Regions from separate parts of the Mus musculus genome. Here region 1 is linked to region 2. The links are chromatin contacts, found by Hi-C or POLR2A ChIA-PET in ENCODE. All regions are on one chromosome and are shown on one strand. Each heading gives the region's core, a stretch centred on a gene start or an enhancer-like site at or near the end of the contact. The rest is flanking DNA. Distances are from core to core; before and after follow the strand shown. Region 1 holds the start of Wdr20 (WD repeat domain 20). Region 2 holds the start of Hsp90aa1 (heat shock protein 90, alpha (cytosolic), class A member 1).

Region 1 (5,207 bases), core at 2,017-4,516, 42 kb before region 2:
TCCTGGAACTCACTCTGTAGACCAGGCTGGCCTCAAGGTCAGAGAACCACCTGAGTCCACACGTGGGAATTAAGTGTGCTGTCACCACCTGGCAGTATTTCATACTTGTTTCAGAGAATGTTTGGTGTAGTTTTTTTAAAGCTCTTAGAACACCATTATAAAGATACTTCTAAGCAAATGGTCTTTTTTTTTCCTATACAAACCAGAGGTACTAGATCCAGGTGAAGTGTGTCATGGGAATGATCCAATAGCTGGATGTGCAGCACAGGGAGGGAACACTTGCCTGGCATGCCGAAGGCCCTGATGTTCTGTCCACACCCAAGGGTGTGGGGGTCGGAGTGGTAAAGAAGTGGGGGGAGGCGAAGCCTGAACTAGTAATCTCTCGAAGTAAATTTAACTTTTTAAAGTTTTTTTTATTATTTATTTATACACATATGTGTGAATGCCACATATGTGCAGGTACCCGAAGAAGTTTGAAGAGGGCTTTGAAGGTGCTGGTGCTACAAGCACAGGTGTTTGTGAGCTGCCGAAGTGAGAGCTGGGGTCTAGGCTCAGAAGAACACCAGGCACTCTTTAACTACTGAGCCGTCTTCCAGGCCCCACGAATTTAACTTTTAAGCATACTGTATGCCCTATGAATTTAACTTTTTCTTTTTAAGATTTATTTATTTATTTATTATATGTAAGTACACTGTAGCTGTCTTCAAACACACCAGAAGAGGGAGTCAGATCTCCTTAAGGATGGTTGTGAGCCACCATGTGGTTGCTGGGATTTGAACTAAGTAAGGACCTTCAGAAGATTGGGTGCTCTTACACGCTGAGCCATCTCACCAGCCCCCGAATTTAACTTTTAAGCATACTGTATTTTTACATCATCATTATTTCTGTTTGGTTTTTCGAATTGCGAGTGTTTTTTGTCCTAGCTGGCCTGAAACTCTATAGAGGGCAGGCTGGTCTTGAACTCACAGAGATCCACCTGTCAAGGTACATGCTATCATACACACCTGGTTTGATTTTTTTTTTTTCCTTATGAGAGGACCCCACCATATAGCCCATGCTTGCCTCAAAAGTGATAATTGTAGCACAGGTTGGCCCTGAACTTACCAACTATAGTCCTGGCTGGCCACAAAAATCACAATTTGAGTGCTAGGATTGCAAGTATGCACAACCATGGTAGGGTCTAATTACAATTTTTCTAAGATTTCTTTTATTTTTTAAACTTATTTGTGTAAGCTGTAAGTGGGTCTCCAGAACCCAGAAAAGGACATCCAATTCCCTGGAGCTGGGGTTACAGGTAGCTGTGAGCAGCCTAACATGGGTTTTAGGAACTGAACTGGAGTCCTCTGCAAGAACAGTACAGGTTCTTCACCGCTGAGCCTTTGCTCCAGCCCCCAAATGTAGGTGTTGATAATATAAGCTTACATTTATTTCCAGAGAAAAATCTGGTATTTCAGTCAGAGCAGGAATGTTGAGACGGCAGTTCCTCTCAATGCTTGCTTTAACTCTAATTTACATCTCCTGAGTGTGTCAGGACTCTAATGGCCATCACAGCTATTACGAATTATAACATGTGCACTGCAGCCTCCCTTTTTAAAGAAGTGCAAAGGAAAGTTTCCCAGGTATCCAAGGTCAGCCAGCAGTGAGTCAGTAACAGGGTTGGGAACTGCACTAAAACTTCAGTTCCTACTCTTCAAACCACTGGATACTTTCCCAACCCCGAGAGAGGAGAGTCAACCAGCTATTTCCAAACGCTTCGGGAGTTCACTGACAAGAATAAAGACAAGTCAGAAGATTCACCTTGGACCAAAGAAACAAGCTTACGTTTGCACACCATCATTCCTTCCCTTGTCCTCCTAACCGTACAGTGCAACATAAACAGCAGCTGACTTTGGATATAGCCATCCCTGGGAACACGTCCTCTTCAATATGGACAACGTACTTTCCCACTAACTGAACATTTATAAGTGAATCTTCCATCACCTTGTCACATTCCGTTGGAGGTGCTATGGAGTGCATACATTTCCTTACTCTCTCAATGGTCAAAAGTTAAAATAAGCAATTCTTGCCAGTGACCAAAAAATAAAAAAATAAAATAAAATAAAAGCGCCAATAAATTGCTGCTTTTAACGAGACATTTTAAAACTCGATTGCATGCGTCACAGAATTACTGTTAAGTTCTTGGCTGGTTACTTTAAAGTAGCATTTAAGGCCTATCCCTCCCTGTTTGGGACATAGCCTGACTCGTTAGACAAGATAAATCTAGGCACGCTCACACACAACACCTCTGAAGCAACTTAGCCTATTTGAAAACATAATTCCAACCTCCCTAGTCTTGAGTACTCAGCCCTCTTACACTGCAAGGGACAGAATGACCCTCTTCAAAAACCTTTCGGGAGACGGTTCCCTCCGCGGAGACAATGACAGGCGACCTCCCGGAAAGGTTTTTGGAAACAGTGCTGACACCAGGAGAAGTGTCAGTGCGGCAGCAGGTGGAGTAGCCCTGCGTGCCGAGCAGGTCCTTTCTGACCTAGTCTCCAAGTCCTCCGCCTCCCTGTCCCGGTTCCGCCTTACGGACCTTTCCAAGCCGCCTCGCGTCCCGGTTCTCTCACCCAGGGCAGGACTCTCGAGCCTCCCGGGAAGCGAGGCCACCTAAAACGGCCGCCGCACCTCTTCCGGGGACTCGCAGGCCCGCTCCCGGGCGGGATCGGAACCTGACAGACCCCGCCGGGGGAGGAGGCGACCGGCTACTCCCGGGGCATCTCCGCGACCCGGCTCCAGAGCCCCCTCCTCCCCTAGGAGGCAGCGCTGCCGCCGGCGCCTCACTCCCGAAGCCCCCTCTCCTCCGGAGCACCTCAGCGGAGTTACCGGCCCACTCAAAAGTACAAGTGCCGGCCGCCCCCACCGGTCACCCCGGCCTCGCTGTCACCGCCCAGCTCCCGGCCTCGGCCCGCGCCGCCGGCGCGCCCCCGGTGACGCCCGGGTCGGTACCTTGCGGACCCCCTTGTAGATATAGAAGTAGAGCTCCCGGCCCACATTGAAGCAGAGGCGGTCGCCGTTGCCAGACTGGTCGTTGAGGTTTACGAAGGAGACGCGGACAGGGTTGGATCCCTGCGAGTTGAAGGGCACCCGGTTGGGCCGGCTGTACTCCGAGTGCTGCAGCAGCTTGTACAGACCTTCCCGGGTGGTGAATTGGGTCTTAATCTCGTTCATCTCCTTCCCTCCTCCCTCCGTCGCCATCTTGGAAAGCAGCGTTCATCCTGCCCTAAGTGCCCGGATCACGCCCACCGCGCAGGCGCCGTCCTCGGCCGCTCGCTTTCTCCACTCCCCACCCCCTTCTCCGCGGCCCCGCCCACTGGCGAGCCAGCCCCCACGAAGGCGGGCCGAAGCGAAGGGGGCGGGCTAGTTTTTAATGGTCCAACTGCGCACGCGCGCTCACCTGGCGCGCTCCACCCGGAGGGGCGTGCGCAAGCTCCTCCCCTGGGTGCCGCCCTCCTGGTGCGGGTCGAAGCGAGCGCGCTGAGCGTTGGTGCGGGGCTCCTGTCTCGCTCTGCAGCTTCGCTGAGGGACCCGATCCCTAAGAGACGCCACCGCGTTGGCCTTGGCCAGCTGGTGGTCCCGGCAGAGCCTGAGGCGAGCAGTGAAGTCCGGTGTTTGGACGTGTATGTCCCAGCTGTCCGCGATCCTCCCTGGGAAGCTAGGGAGGACTCCGACGGTCCGCTTGGGTGCGGGGTACCGATGCCTGGTGACAAGCCCCTCTACGTCTCACAGAAGATATCGATGGATTGGGCTTTATTACAGCTCAGGGTTTGGTTTGGTTTGGTTTGGTTGGGTTGGGTTGGGTTTTGTAGGCGGGGTGGGAAGAACCGCATGAATGTACAGGACTTGTGTTTTCAAGTCTCACCTGAAACCTTCCTGGTGAGCATTGGCTTGTTCTTGAGAAAGTAGGTTCTGTCGGAACTTCTGTCTCCTGTGCCTCTTAATAAAGGTTAAGCTAATTGATTTTCTTAAAGCCTCAAACGGAACCTGAAGTTGTTTGCCAGGAGAACCATCGAGTTGTGCTGAATATCCTGTACAAAGTATTAGGTGAAGGCAAGCGCACACATTAAAGTAGGACCTAACAGTCACCATTTGATGCTTCGATTTCTGGGTGTGTGCACTGGAATACAAAGGCTTCTAAAGTGATAAACGTTAAAATAGAATTCTAGAGCGGAGAAAATGTTACACGAAGAATGACCTATCCCTGAGAAATCCTGTCTGTAGAGCGAGCCCAGTACACTGTGGGCACCTGTGCTTCCAGACAGAAGGAATGCCTGAGCCCGGAGCTGGGAGGCTGCTACCCGAGCCCACAGACCGAGACTCCAACCTCACAAAAATTAATTGTACACAAGGGGGAGTGTTCTAAAGAAGTATAAATCATAGCCATTTTATGTAGTGGGAAGCAAGTACAGACACAGTAGAAACTGTGCCAGTGATGTAATAAGGCATTTGACTAACATCCTGTAGAACTGGCAAAAGAAAAAAAAAAAAGCACTACAGTAAATCCTTTTTTTGTTGTTTTTGTTTTTGATACTGTATTTCACTAAATAGCCCTGGCTGTCCTGGAACTCAACCAGAGATTAGGCTCCAACTCAGAAATCCATCTGTCTTTAACTACCAAGTGCTGGGCTTAATGGCATGAACCACACACCCAGCTTTAAAATCCTTTTTTTTTTTTTTTTTTGGTGGTTTTTTTTTTTTTCTTTTGGTGTTTTTTTGAGTTCTGGATCAAAGGCATGTGCCACCATCACCTGACTTTAAAAGTCTTCTTAATACATCCCTAGAATGCACTTTAAATTTCATTTTGTTGTTATTTGTCTTTTCCTATGAATGCAAATTTGTCTTTTCCATAAAATGCAAATATGGATCACAACTCTTAAAAATACTAGGGGGTGTTCAGTGGATAATCCCAAGCTCCCATAGCTATGCTATTTTGTACCAAAAACATGTTTATAATGGTCATCTTGAAGGATAAATAACAGCCTGAATTATCTAAAAAGAATTCAGTTTGAATTTCTAGTTAATGGGGGAAAATATACTTTGGGAGGGGACACCTCAGCCAGCAAAAACTGAAAAAAAAGTATATTGACCTTCAACCATAATATTAAATTTCCCATGAGACCAATATACTACTGAGTATGATGACATATGCTTTAATTTCAGCATTTAGG
Region 2 (4,759 bases), core at 1,246-3,745:
TCTTTGCAGACAACCTTCACAAGCAAAGGTTGTTAATTGTTCTGAAGTTTGTGACTCTCAGTTGGTGAGGAACTTGGGTTAGACTCCGGAGTGAAGGCTCTCTCTCCTGTGCCCCTTTACGTTTCTAAGTTTCTACGCTACCTCATGTTGGTCACCCCGCCTTCCAGAAACCCTTTAAACTTGCTTCCTCTACTGGTTTCCTTTTTAGATTTTAGTTGATTGGTTGGTTGCTGGCCTGATTGATAACAGGAGACCTTAAGCCAGATCTTGGCCTTCAGTCCCAGCTACTTGGAAGGCTGAGATAGGAAGATGGAAATTCAGTCTGCCTGTGCTAAAGTTCCCTTAAAGCAAGTATTGGCAACTGAGAGCCTGTTCTGGCCCAGTGGAGGGCCTAGCTTGCCTAGTGTATCACATAGGTAGCCTTGGGTTCATTCCTGGTGTGGAGACCACAAAACCAAAACTAAAAAGCAAAAGTCCCTTCTAGGGTAGAGATCCTAACAGCTTGGAGCTTGACTTGTGGTTTTTATGCAAACAATTAAAAATCAACACCTAATAGTCCTGGCACCCAACACAAAAGGCCAGTCTTAGGGAAAAGGAGTGGCCCTGGAGAGTACAGCTGGGGACGATGATACACACCTCAACAGGAGCAGGCAGATCTATGTGAATTCAGGGCCAGCCTGCTCTGCATAGCAAGGGGTTGCAAAATGTGATCCTGTATAAAAAAAGCTAATACCTCAAAAAAGAAAACTGTTTCTACTTAATGCCCCCACTCAGTTCAGAGAGGGGGGCCAGAGGTCTTTCCTCAGCTGCTGGGAAAGGGCCTCGTTCCCTGGAGGGAGGGCGAGATGGAGATGGGTGACTTTCTTCCTCTCCCAGAGGAAATTGCCTGCTGTGTTTTTGTCCACAGAGCACATTCTTTCTTCTTTCTTCCCCCCAACTCCCCCAGACAGGGTTTCCCTGGTTGTCCTGGAACTCACCCTGTAGACCAGGCTGTCATCAAACTCAGAAATCCACCTGCCTCTGACTCCCTCCCGAGTGCTTGGATTAAAAAGGCTTATGCCACCACTGCCTGGCTTCCTCTTTCCCGGCTTCTTTTCTTTCTAAGCTTTTATTTATTATTTTATGTGTATTGGTGTTTTGCCTACATGTATGTTTGTGTGAAGGTGTCAGATATTGGAGTTATGGACAGCTGTGAGCTGCCTTGTGGGTGTTGGGAATTGAACCTGGGTCCTCTGGAAGACCAGTCCATGCTTTTAACCACTGAGCTATCTCTCCAGCCCTTTTCTTTCTAATCTTAGTAATCGTTTTGTCAGCAGGAAAAGATGCGGAAATAGGAAATACAGGGTGGGAGTAACCCAAAGGAAAGGTATGGGGAGTGAAACCGAAGCCTATATTAAAGATAAACAAACAAGGAAACTATCTTTTGGGTCACGTTAATCGCCCAAAGTAACTTCGTATGTACACCATATGAAGGTGCTTCAAAAATCAGGATAGAGTGTTTTATATGACCATTTTTTGACTGCGTGTGCCTGTGCACCATGTGTGTTCCTGGTGCCCGTGGAGGCCAGAGAGGATAGTTTATTTCCAAGAACTGTAGTAACTGGTGGTTGTGAGCTGCCTTAACGTGCGTGTTTGGCACCACTAACTGCTCCCAGCCATCTCTCTAGTCCTTTACACTTATTTTCACACTGTGCGAGTGTGTGTGTGTATGGGCACGTGGGAGACACAGCGCTGAAGGCTAGCTTTTTTTCCCACGCTCTGGGTGGCAGATATCAAACCCAAGCACCTTTACTGGAAGAGCCATCTTTCCAGCCCCAAAATTACAGTAAATTAAGGTAGCACAAATTTGATACAAAATCCCTCACAACGCCCAATTTGAGGGTCATAGCTTTTGGTCAAAGAGAAATCCCCAAGCACTCTGGACGGATTTGTAAGACCCACCGTGTAAGGTCTCTCAGTAAGCCCACTGTAAGGCTTCAGAACACACTCCAGCGGGGTCAGCCCTGAAATTCAGACTACGCAACCAGAACCCCAGTCCGGGAGGCGCCCCACCCATCAAGGTGGAAGCCAGGGGGGGGGCGGGACTCGCCTCCTGCGGGGTCCGCGTTCCCAAAGGGAGCCCGAAGGGGGACCTTTTGCCTGCAAGGACCTAAAGCGCCGCAGAGGACCGCGAGGTTCACACAACACGCGCGCGTTCCCATGGGGACGTCCCTTTTACAGAGCGCCGGGGAAAAGAAGCCTTAGACCACAGGGCTCACATGGAGGCTTCAGGCGCATGCGCTGGCCGGCCCGTCCGCGCGCGCGCGTGCGGCCCGGGAAGGCGCCCGGCCCGCCGAGCGTTCCGGACTGCGCATGTGCAGAGCACCTGGCTGTGGAGGAGGGGCTTGCGTTCGTTCTCCGCGCGGGTTCGGCGCGCTCCAGGTGGAGGGGCGGGGCCCGTCCATTGCGCAGGCGCGGGCGCGCGGCCGAGGCGACGGTTGGGGAGGGTTCTTCCGGAAGGTTCCGGAGGCTTCTGGAAAGAAGCGCCGCGCGCTGGGCGGGCCCGCCTCTATATAAGGCCGGCGCAGGGGGCGGCGCGCCAGTTGCTTCAGTGTCCTGGTGCGGAGCGTCACGTCTCGTGCGTGTTCATTCAGCCACGGTGAGTGATGGCGCAGGCGGACTTAGCGGGGGCTTGGGGAGCAGGGCCGTAGGTTGCTGGCGCCGCGGCGGCAGCGGGGCCACCATCCGAGTTCCCTCAGCCCGCGGAGGTGGGCGGCCATGGCTTCCGACCCTAGGCCCCAGGCGGGCCTCATATCTACGCCCCAGGCCGGGGATGCGGCAATGGCCGCCGAGGAGGAGCGGTGGCGGCGGCGAGGCGGGCGCGGGGCGAGCGAAGCGAGGGTTGGGCTGTCGCCGGTGCCGCCGAGGCGCGGGCGGGCGAGGGAGGCGCCATAGCGGCGGGTTGGGGGAGGGTGGCCGTTAGGAACGGCGTGCGTGGAGCCGCCCGGGTCCGAACGTCCTCCCGGAGGCGCGCACATGCGCTTCGTAATTACCGCATTCTGAAATGAGGTCATCCCTTTGTCATCCACCCCCCGCCCCGTCGCCCTTTTCTATTTCGTCCCTTTCTTAGTCCAAAATAGAGTCGGTAAGAGACCTCTATAGAGGAGGGGCGGTCGTTAGCACGCCTGCAGCCATTCTGTGAGGCTTTAGAGTCGTCCTCTGTGTTCCAGATGCCTGAGGAAACCCAGACCCAAGACCAACCAATGGAGGAGGAGGAGGTCGAGACCTTTGCCTTTCAGGCAGAAATTGCCCAGTTAATGTCCTTGATCATCAATACCTTCTACTCGAACAAAGAGATCTTTCTGAGGGAGCTCATCTCCAATTCATCGGACGTGAGTATACCACTTGGAGGATTGGACGTTGCTTTCCCTGAAAATTTCACCTTGGGGTTTGCGCTTGACGGTTTTTTCATTTTTAATCTTTTCTTAATAGGCTCTGGATAAAATCCGTTACGAGAGCCTGACGGACCCCAGTAAACTGGACTCGGGGAAGGAGCTGCACATCAATCTCATTCCCAGCAAACAGGACCGAACCCTGACCATTGTGGATACCGGGATTGGAATGACCAAGGCCGACTTGATCAATAACCTTGGCACCATTGCCAAGTCGGGCACCAAAGCCTTCATGGAGGCTTTGCAGGCTGGTGCAGATATCTCTATGATTGGCCAGTTTGGTGTTGGTTTTTACTCTGCCTATTTGGTTGCTGAGAAAGTGACTGTCATCACGAAGCATAACGACGATGAGCAGTATGCCTGGGAGTCCTCAGCTGGGGGATCCTTCACAGTGAGGACTGACACAGGTAGGCATAGGCCAAAAGGAATGTATTCAATTGTAGGGGGTGTCTGGTTAACTTCAGTAAGTGCTTGAGAGGGTTAACTTGGAGAGTTGAAGAGTTAAAGAGCAGTCTGGCATACATAGCCTTAGTGCTAAGTCCTGAGCTTTTCAACAAAATTGTTAATCTAAAGGGAGCTTCAGGACCTGGGCTAGGAAATAGGAAAAATGTATGGCTGTTTGCTCAGTTGTACATCTTGGGCAAGGAAGTTAAAGCTTTGGAGACCTTTGCATTTGTGGGGAAGGTTAGCTGCTAGGAAACCTCCAGCAAGCATGGAGGCTTTGAATAGTAACCATTGCCCTTTTCTTTTCCAGGTGAACCAATGGGTCGTGGAACAAAGGTTATCTTGCATCTGAAAGAAGACCAAACAGAGTATTTGGAGGAAAGGAGAATAAAGGAGATCGTGAAGAAGCATTCTCAGTTCATTGGCTATCCCATTACTCTCTTTGTAAGTTACCTACAGGGTAAATTTCATATAATTGAGATAACTGAGGCTGTTTAGAGTTCTGTGAACCTGGTGTTGTACTAGACAGATTAGCCTGTTTGGAAAGGTGGTATCTGAAGAGGATTGTGGAGAAATTAGAGAAACTACTGATGAGAGGCTTCTTGGTTGTACACATTTCTGAGATCTGTCCTAGTTGTATAAATTTATAATGAAGTGATTTGCCTTTCAAGGTGGAGAAGGAACGAGATAAGGAAGTCAGTGATGATGAGGCTGAAGAAAAGGAAGAGAAAGAGGAAGAGAAAGAAAAAGAAGAAAAGGAGTCTGATGATAAACCTGAAATAGAAGATGTTGGCTCTGATGAAGAAGAGGAGGAGAAGAAGGATGGTGACAAGAAGAAAAAGAAGAAGATAAAGGAAAAGTACATTGATCAAGAAGAACTCAAC

What was found. Hi-C counts contacts between places; a loop is a spot of excess contacts on that map. ChIA-PET counts read pairs that join two places held with the same protein, here RNA polymerase II (POLR2A).
Region 1: a map of left cerebral cortex shows a loop between it and region 2 (4-fold over the local background). The contact joins the promoter of Wdr20 here to the promoter of Hsp90aa1 in region 2. A Hi-C loop is called at or near these places in 5 of 37 maps with a recorded cell type or tissue (T-helper 1 cell, gastrocnemius, heart and 1 more). POLR2A ChIA-PET finds 5 or more read pairs at or near these places in 5 of 5 experiments (Patski and embryonic stem cell).

Annotation. Positions count from the first base shown.
Region 1 is chr12:110,736,059-110,741,265 of GRCm38, reverse strand. It overlaps Wdr20 (WD repeat domain 20), which reads right to left and starts at 3,266. Exons shown (of 3, transcript NM_027149.4): 1 at 2,989-3,266. The coding sequence starts at 3,237.
Region 2 is chr12:110,694,131-110,698,889 of GRCm38, reverse strand. It overlaps Hsp90aa1 (heat shock protein 90, alpha (cytosolic), class A member 1), which reads left to right and starts at 2,495. Exons shown (of 11, transcript NM_010480.5): 1 at 2,495-2,638; 2 at 3,210-3,371; 3 at 3,472-3,838; 4 at 4,186-4,319; 5 at 4,547-4,759. The coding sequence starts at 3,210.